Linked DNA regions of Homo sapiens: region 2 is linked to region 1. A link is a loop called in an ENCODE intact Hi-C map of the cell type or tissue named here. Cell type or tissue: endothelial cell of umbilical vein. All regions are shown on one strand.

Region 1 (4,000 bases):
ATAATCCAGCTATTGCAAAAATAAAGATAAGTTAGATACTGTGACATAGGTGGATTGAAATTTCTCAGTGGGAATTTGATTACATGGGGAAGCCTATTTTTTAAATTTTAAATTTTTATTTATGTATTTTTATAGAGCAGGTTCTTGCCATGTCGTCCAGGCTGCTCTCAAACTCATGGCCTCAAGTGATCCTCCAGTCTCGGCCTCCCAAAGCACTGGGATTATAGGCATGAGCCACCATGCCCAGCCATAAAGTCCACACTGTCAAACATAGCATTTGGGTGTCATGTAAATTCACATATATATTCTCTCAGTAATGCTTTGTAATCATTTTGGTAGCAATTGGGAAATGCCGTGTCTCAGCATTTTTTAGAAAATGCCAGTGGACACATAGAAAATGATTTTCAAATGTGCTTGAAAATCTTAAATGCAAATTTTCTTGGCCCTATTAAAATCATAAATTTATTGGTCAGCAATTGGGAAATGGCTAAACACAAATGGGCTCTATCTCTTACTTTATCATCTTACCTAAGGCTGATCACAGCCTTTTCTCATTAGTCTACAAGAAGAAATAATTTTCTTAATAATTATAGAATATGATAATAGAATTGGATATATGCAATTGTGTAACTTAATTCAACATTATTATGATATGTAGAATGATATATAATTAGTATATTTTATATTTTACCATTTTAATTGATAAGTTATTAGATATGAGACAATACTGTAGAAGTATCCATAAATTCCATTTTAAAGCAAGGAAACTGAGACTCAGAACTGGGATTCAAATATAAGTCTGTTTGTCTTCAAAATGTCATTCAACATTACATGATACTTCATAGAATTATATGTAAATAATCACCTTCGGATATTAGATTACCTCTCAAACATGTCATGGAAATAATTAAGTAATGGTGCCTAAACTGACAATGTGAAATTTACAAGTTCTATTCTCTCTTAGAGACCTCATATGGCAAGGACACTGCCTACGAACTTATGAAAATTAGATTTATGAGTGCTTTTTCTCTATAAACTATGTCATAATTGGTGCTTGTTTATAGTCTTAAATAATGATGGCAATACCATAGTTCAAACTCATCTAGGTTAATTTGAGTTTCAAGTGTTGATTTTAAAACTTACTCATTAGAAAGGAATGTCTCTGGTAAAATGCATAGAGTCCCAACAAATGATTAATAAGATAATGCAGCCTATTCATAAGAAGGGCACTAAATGTACCCTGTCCTGTTCTCTTCTATTGAGAGAAAGAGAACAAGATGTCACAAATCTTATGAAAAAGCTTCTCCTGTAACTTCGAATATGGGAAAAAAGGAGAGGGAACAAACTATTTTCTCACAACTTGCATCCTCTATATCCCCTCCCTCCCTTCCTCTAGAACTATTGGCAAGAGTATCAACATTGTTGTGCATAGTAGAAGTTTTTGTAAAAGAAAGATTCTTGTAGCTCTCTCTAGAGATTCTGATTAAGAAAGCCTGGAGTGGGACTCTAATTTACACATTCTATAAAACACCAGAGGTGACTCAATAGCCATATTATATATTGCAATTTCCAAGTGACGAAGATGAACTACTCATTTTGCAAGTAATAGATAGATAGACAGATTTAACAGCTACAAAGTAGCTCCTTTTGTACGAATGAAATTCATATTTAGAAATGCAGAAAAATAAAATAATGAAAACTTAAAACTTAAAGCCAATGGCTAAATATAATTTGAAGGGAAAGAGGAAGTTAAGTGAATCACATAACTTAAAACTGGCCTTTAGCCAAATATGCAGTGTGTTTTAAAATAAATGGGTAACTTTCCTAGTACAGTTTGCTTAGTGTGTAAACTATTCATTCGCTTAAACAATGAGTGTAAATTGGGTTTCATTGAGAACATTTTTTTCTTATTCCCTGGGTAATTATTTCTTCCATTTTTTGAAAGCTAAGTTTCTGAATAGATTAGTACATGATAAAACTATACTCTCTCATTGTTTTGCCTGAGTTGTTCTTACTGTCGTATTTTGGGGTCTTGAGCTTGAACCACACTGGGCCTCTGCAACAAAGCCAAAATGCAAGGGAAGCAAACCAGAAAGGGATAGCAACATACAATAAAAATAAATAGATATAAAGTCTATTCAAAGCAGCCTAGTGGTCAAGGCACATTTTAGGGGTACCAAAATTTCATCTCAATATCTGAATTTTTCATGGTCATTGAAGTTTTACCATTTTTTTAAGTATAGCATACAGATAGAAAACTCCAAAAATCATAGATATACAGAGAAACCTTCCAAATAAACACACCTGTGTAACCAGATTTCATGTCTCTGGTTAATTTGGTTAATGTTTAAGAATTAGAACATTACCAGCATACTGGAGCCTCACTCTTCCAGTCAATGTTACTCCCAATGGAAACCACAAGTCTGATTTCTAACACCATGGATTACTTTTGCCTTTTATTTTGAAAGTTATATTAATGGAATGGTATAGATGGACTCTGTGGACTTTGTGACTTTTTTCACTCAACATTGTATTTTACTGATTTATCCATGTTGTTGCATGTAGTTGTAGTTTTTATTTTTATTATTATATAGCATTCCATTATGAGACTATACCAATGTTTATTTGCTTTTGATAAGCATTTCAAAATTTTCAGTTTGGTTTACTACAAATAGTACTACAGTGAACATGTTATTTACATTTTTGGTATATATATTTTATGTGCATTTTCCTTGAGTGTAGCCTAGGTATTGATTTACTAAATAACGTGATGTGCATACGTTTAAGATATACCACCATATACTTTTCCAACCTGGTTATATTGATTTACAATTACACCAGCTGTACAAAAGCATTCCAGTCCCAGATTTTATACTCATCACCTATTATTTTATGTAATTTTCATTTTAGCCATCTTGGTAAATGTTTATTATGTTCTGGTTATAATTGATATTTCACTGCTGATAAATTTTGAGTAAGTTTTCACATTAATTCATCATATTGATTATTCATTATACCTCTTTTGTGAAGTACCCATTCAACTCTTTTGTCTATTTTTTATGTGTTGCCCTATTTTTTCACTGATTTGAAGAATATGAATATCTATGAGTGTGCATGTGCATATGTTTGCTTACACATATGTACATATTTTTATGTAGGTGTGTATATATATACACCTTAAGATTTTTTGTATCTTTGCTCTTTTCAAAATCTTTCTTATTTTCATATTGTCTATAGAAATATTAGTGATATCCCTATTTCATCCTCAATATTGATGAGTATTCTCTCTCTCTTTTTTAATATGTCTTGCCATGTGGTCGTCAATTTTCTTACTCTTAAGAAACACAAAACTGTTGGCTTTTTTGATATTACATCTGCTATTTCATCTGCTTATTCTATGACTTGAGTTTTTAGTCACTTAACAGTGTCTTTTGGTATTATTAGTCTTAATATTGTTCAATTTATAATTTTTTCTGCAGAGTAAGCATTTTGTATCCCACATAAGAAATATTTGTTTGCAACGAGGTAATAAAGATGCTCTTTTTTTCTACAGGATTTATTGTTTGTCTTTCACATGTAAATCTAAAATATATCTGGAATGAATATTTATATGGTAGGACTCCAGTGGTTTTCCCCACCTAGAGATATCCAGTTGACTTAGCACAATTTACTAAAAAGGCCATTCATTCCTCACTTTACTGCAGTCACATTTGTATTACATCAGTTGTCCTTATAAATGTGGGTCTGTATCTGGACTATTTTATTCCACTGGTCTTTTATAAATGTTTACATGAACACCATATTGCTTTAATTAATATAGCTTAACAATGTAACTGAATGACTGATAGTAGAACTCAATTTCATTTTTCCTCAAGAATGCCTGGTCAAGTATTGGCCTTTTGTTTTTCCATATACATTTTAGAAGAATCTTGACAATTTCCCTTAAAAAAAAACCTGCTATGATCTGTATTAGGATTGCATTTAATCTATTGATCAATTA
Region 2 (4,000 bases), 83 kb before region 1:
ATATTTGAAAAATAATTACCTATCAATAAGATACATTCTTTCTTATCTACCATTTCTTAATGTATTAGAAAATATTCTAAAACATTATGTAAAAAAGATTCTATTTGGCAAAGAAGTCTCATAGAGAAAAAAAATTGGTCAGCATCCTGAAGAAAGAGTAGGGACATTTTCACATATACAGGACATTTCACGGAGAGGAAACTGTGTATGCATAAGTTAAGAGATGTGAAACAGCAAGAGATATGTTAGAGATCTACAAATGGTTAAGTACAATGTGTAAAATGTAAAGTGGTGAAAATGAATATGGGAAGTAGACAATCACTAAGTCCCTACATTTGACGGAGATGTTTAGAGTACATCTTTACCCCAGCACCTTTAATAGAAAGAGGAAAATAGCTGTTCTTTTTCATTTGAAAACCTGATATTTTCATCGTTATTATACAAAAAGTTTTTATACTTGTGATTATGTGTGACTTTCTTTTTTCCTTTCGAAGTCCAATTAAAAACAAGAGAGATAAGGGAGTAGACATGTAATTTATTATCTTAATTCCAGTATTAAAAATCTATAGAAGCCCCAGGAACCCATGGCTTGCTTTTAGGAAAACTGAAAGATATCTTAATTTTTTTTTCTTTTGAGAAATGGGGTCTTGCTTTGTCTATCACTCAGGCTGGAATGCTGTGGCATGATCATATTCACTGCAGCCTCAACTCCTGGGCTCAAATGATCATCCAGCCTCACCCCCCGGAGTAGCTGGGACTACAGGTGTCCCACACCATGCCTGGCTAATTTATTTTATTTGAAGAGACAATGTCATACTACGTTGGCCAGACTGGTCTGCACCTCCTGGCATCAAGTTATCTTCCTGCCTTGGCCTCCCAAAGTTCTGGGATTACAGGTATGAGCCACGGTGCCTGAGCAAGCACTGGAGGATATCTTTGAATAGTCTTCTTTTTACACTGAGGCTAGCAGAAACAGTTCCTAAGAAAGTTACAGGTGAGGATGATAGGTAAACAGTTGGCTTATTATCATAGTCTCTCGGAATTGAAATAAGAAGTAACTGGAAATGTTTGTAGGTTTACTATTTTCTCAAGAAGTTATGCCAGCAACAGTCTCAACTCTTAGAGTTATATACTCAAGCTGTTGAAAAACCCTTTTTCAGCCACTCCCTTTTAATCCAAATCCTTGTCTCAGACTATGAGAACTATTAACAGTAACTTGGGAATATAAAGTTTCCTATTTTCTTTGCCCATCACTTGGGGACGAAGGAAGTTAGATGGAAGATGTTAGATGGAAGATGGCTTCTTCCTGAATGCACACTCCCTTAGGAATATATTTATTTCATGGGTGGCTGAGTCCTCAGTATTATTAGGTGTGCTTCAAGTGAGAAGTAGGTTTAATAGATTTTTGCCTGAGAACCGAACCTAATTACCAATGAGACATAACAATATCATTTTTGCCTTCAAGAAGACTTGAGGCCACATATGTAAATTAAATTATAATCTCACACCAGTAATTACAAGTATCAATGATTGTTATGTAACCACAATCATGGGTAGAATAAAGAAGTTTTAATCTTTTGTGACTCTGAGTTTATCCAAGTAATAATTTATTTTCAATAAAATATTGGACATTTTTTCATCTTTTAAAAATTGCTTATCCTTTTTATTAGTAGTTTTAATAAATGATGCAGAAAAATATTCTGAATTTAAGCATAATATTAACTAAGTTTTTATTAATTTAATACTTATTATAATTCTTAGATTTGATTTTTCATGTTTCAAGAGATGCTCTTGCTGGGGTGGTGACACATGCCTGTAATCCTGCTATGGTGAGGCGTAGGCATAGGTAGGATAATTGCTCAAGCCCAGGAGTTTGAGGTCAGCTTCTGCATTATAAAGAGACCTCCCACTTAAAACATCAACAACAACAACAAAAAACAAAAACAAGATAGAGAGATGTTCTTTTCTTTTCTTTTTGAGAGATAAAGAAAAAGTAAGCATGTGAGAGATGAGAACTCTTCATGTTAAAACAACATACAATTGTTGAGTATCCTACATCAGGATATAGATATAAATGCCAAAATCAGGAAATAGAAAACAAGCATTCTGTTAAAGTGAGCAAAAGCTTAAAAACTATTAGACAATAGAAACAAAGTCCTGCTTTTTCAAATCTCTCCACAGATGATCTACATGGCATGGAATGCCAAAGATGTGGCTGTGTCTTATTATTATTTCCGCCAGATGGCAAAAATGCACCCAGATCCTGGAACTTGGGAGGAGTTCCTGGAAAAATTCATGACTGGAAAGTGTGAGTCCTGTTCATCATTTAATCATGCAGCTCTGTAATGAAAAGCCTTCTTTTGCAAAGAGATATAAATTTTAAATATGTTTTGTGTTTATTATAAACCAATTATGTACCCAGCACTCTATTAATGCATTAGGAAGACTACAGAGGAAGCAGAATATATTATTGTCTCTTTCCTTAAAGGACTTTTGGGTTATAAGTGACAGACAGATACTTCAGTCCCTGATCTCATCATTTTATTCATGATTAGTGACTATTGGCAATTTATTTAAGCATTTTCCTCTTGCTATCCATGACACTGCACAAGTAAATTTTATACATATTTTAAAATTCTTTCTTATCTACCATTTCTTTATTTTTATTATATAAAATGAGTTAAAGGTTTTTTTTTCTCAAGAGTTTGTTCTTCTATCTCTGTATTCTCTTCCTCAGGGAAACATATTCACATCCACAGTAATAACTCTACCTTTAATTCTCATTTAATATTCTGTATAAACTTTATCTTTCAGGCAGATACATATCAATAATATCTTTCATAGATTTACTCATGCCATTCCTTGGACTAATTTTTTTGTCCATAGAATGTGATCCTTATTTTTATTATCAAAGTTCAACTCTTTATTTTAAATTCAAATGCACTCATTTTCCTCCACATCCTTTTCTTTCTTTTTTTTTTTTTTTTTTTTTGCTTAATAATTTCTTCATTATGATTTCAATCTCTCTGTCAAATTTCTTGTTCTGGTTACTCATTATTTTCCTTATTTCTTTACATTCTCTGTATTTTATGGAATTCCTTGAACTTTCTTAAAAGAGCTATTTTGAAGTCTTTGTAAGACAATTCATATATGTCCATTTCTTTAGGGTCAGTCACTGGCAGATTATTTTGTCTGTTTGGTGATATCATGTTTTCCTGATTGTTCTTGATCCTTGCTGTCATGCAACAATATCATGCAACAATGTCTACACATTTGAACAGGTAGGTGCTTACTATAGTCTTTTCACACTGTCTTTATTGCTAAGCCTGTTCAGAGATTTTGGATGGGCCATCTGGCATGGACCCTAAGTACCAGTTGTTGCAGCATTAGTGAGTCCTAGTGTTGCAGTTATTATTTTAGCCAAGCACCATGCTTGGCTAAAAGAAGCATGTGCTACAGTTGTTTCAGCACTAGGGGTAAACTCTAAGCCTGGGGCCACGGTGCTGCAATTGTTGCAGCACTATGGGCGACCTCTAAGCCTGGGACCACTGTGGCTGGCATGGTGCTTGGCTAAAATTCTGCGGCCACTAAGGCTAGCACAGCACTGAGGCATGTCCAAAACACCATGCCCACTGAGGTCTTCCCACCACTAAGGGCTATCCAGAGCCCAAGGCAGCTGTAGTTGGCTGGTGGTGATAAAGACTGAAGATTAAGTCTACCTCACAGGGGATACAGGTTCCAACCTGGTGTGGGGGCAGGTCTGGAGGCTCAGTCTGCAGGCACTGGCCTGGAGTCTGAGCCCCTAGGGTTCTACCTAGTGCTTTATTTTACTGTGACATCCAAGACAAAGTCCTATACTTACTTGCTTCTCTTTCACCCAAGTACACTGTATCTCTCTCCATTTTGTGTTGCCTGGAGGGGGAAAAGGAATGACACGGATAATGCAAAACTTTTATTTCTACTCTCGTCAATGTATCTTTTATTATTATTGTGCTATAAT

Evidence for each region. Hi-C counts contacts between places; a loop is a spot of excess contacts. Peaks named below come from ENCODE experiments on the same cell type or tissue, not always from the same donor. Only the 100,000 strongest peaks of a DNase experiment are listed, where the experiment ranks them.
Region 2: it touches region 1 in a loop (7-fold over the local background); 1 of 110 quality-filtered maps calls a loop at or near these places.

The regions. Positions count from the first base shown.
Region 1 is chr4:69,716,335-69,720,334 of GRCh38, reverse strand. No RefSeq gene overlaps it. Among named protein-coding and RNA genes, the nearest start is that of SULT1B1, 42 kb to the left of the region's middle. In endothelial cell of umbilical vein, no CTCF peak of the experiment used is centred here; DNase peaks (open chromatin) are centred at 1,524 and 1,704; H3K27ac peaks cover 2,855 bases.
Region 2 is chr4:69,799,065-69,803,064 of GRCh38, reverse strand. It overlaps the pseudogene SULT1D1P. Among named protein-coding and RNA genes, the nearest start is that of SULT1B1, 40 kb to the right of the region's middle. In endothelial cell of umbilical vein, no CTCF peak of the experiment used is centred here; a DNase peak (open chromatin) is centred at 2,244; H3K27ac peaks cover 2,523 bases.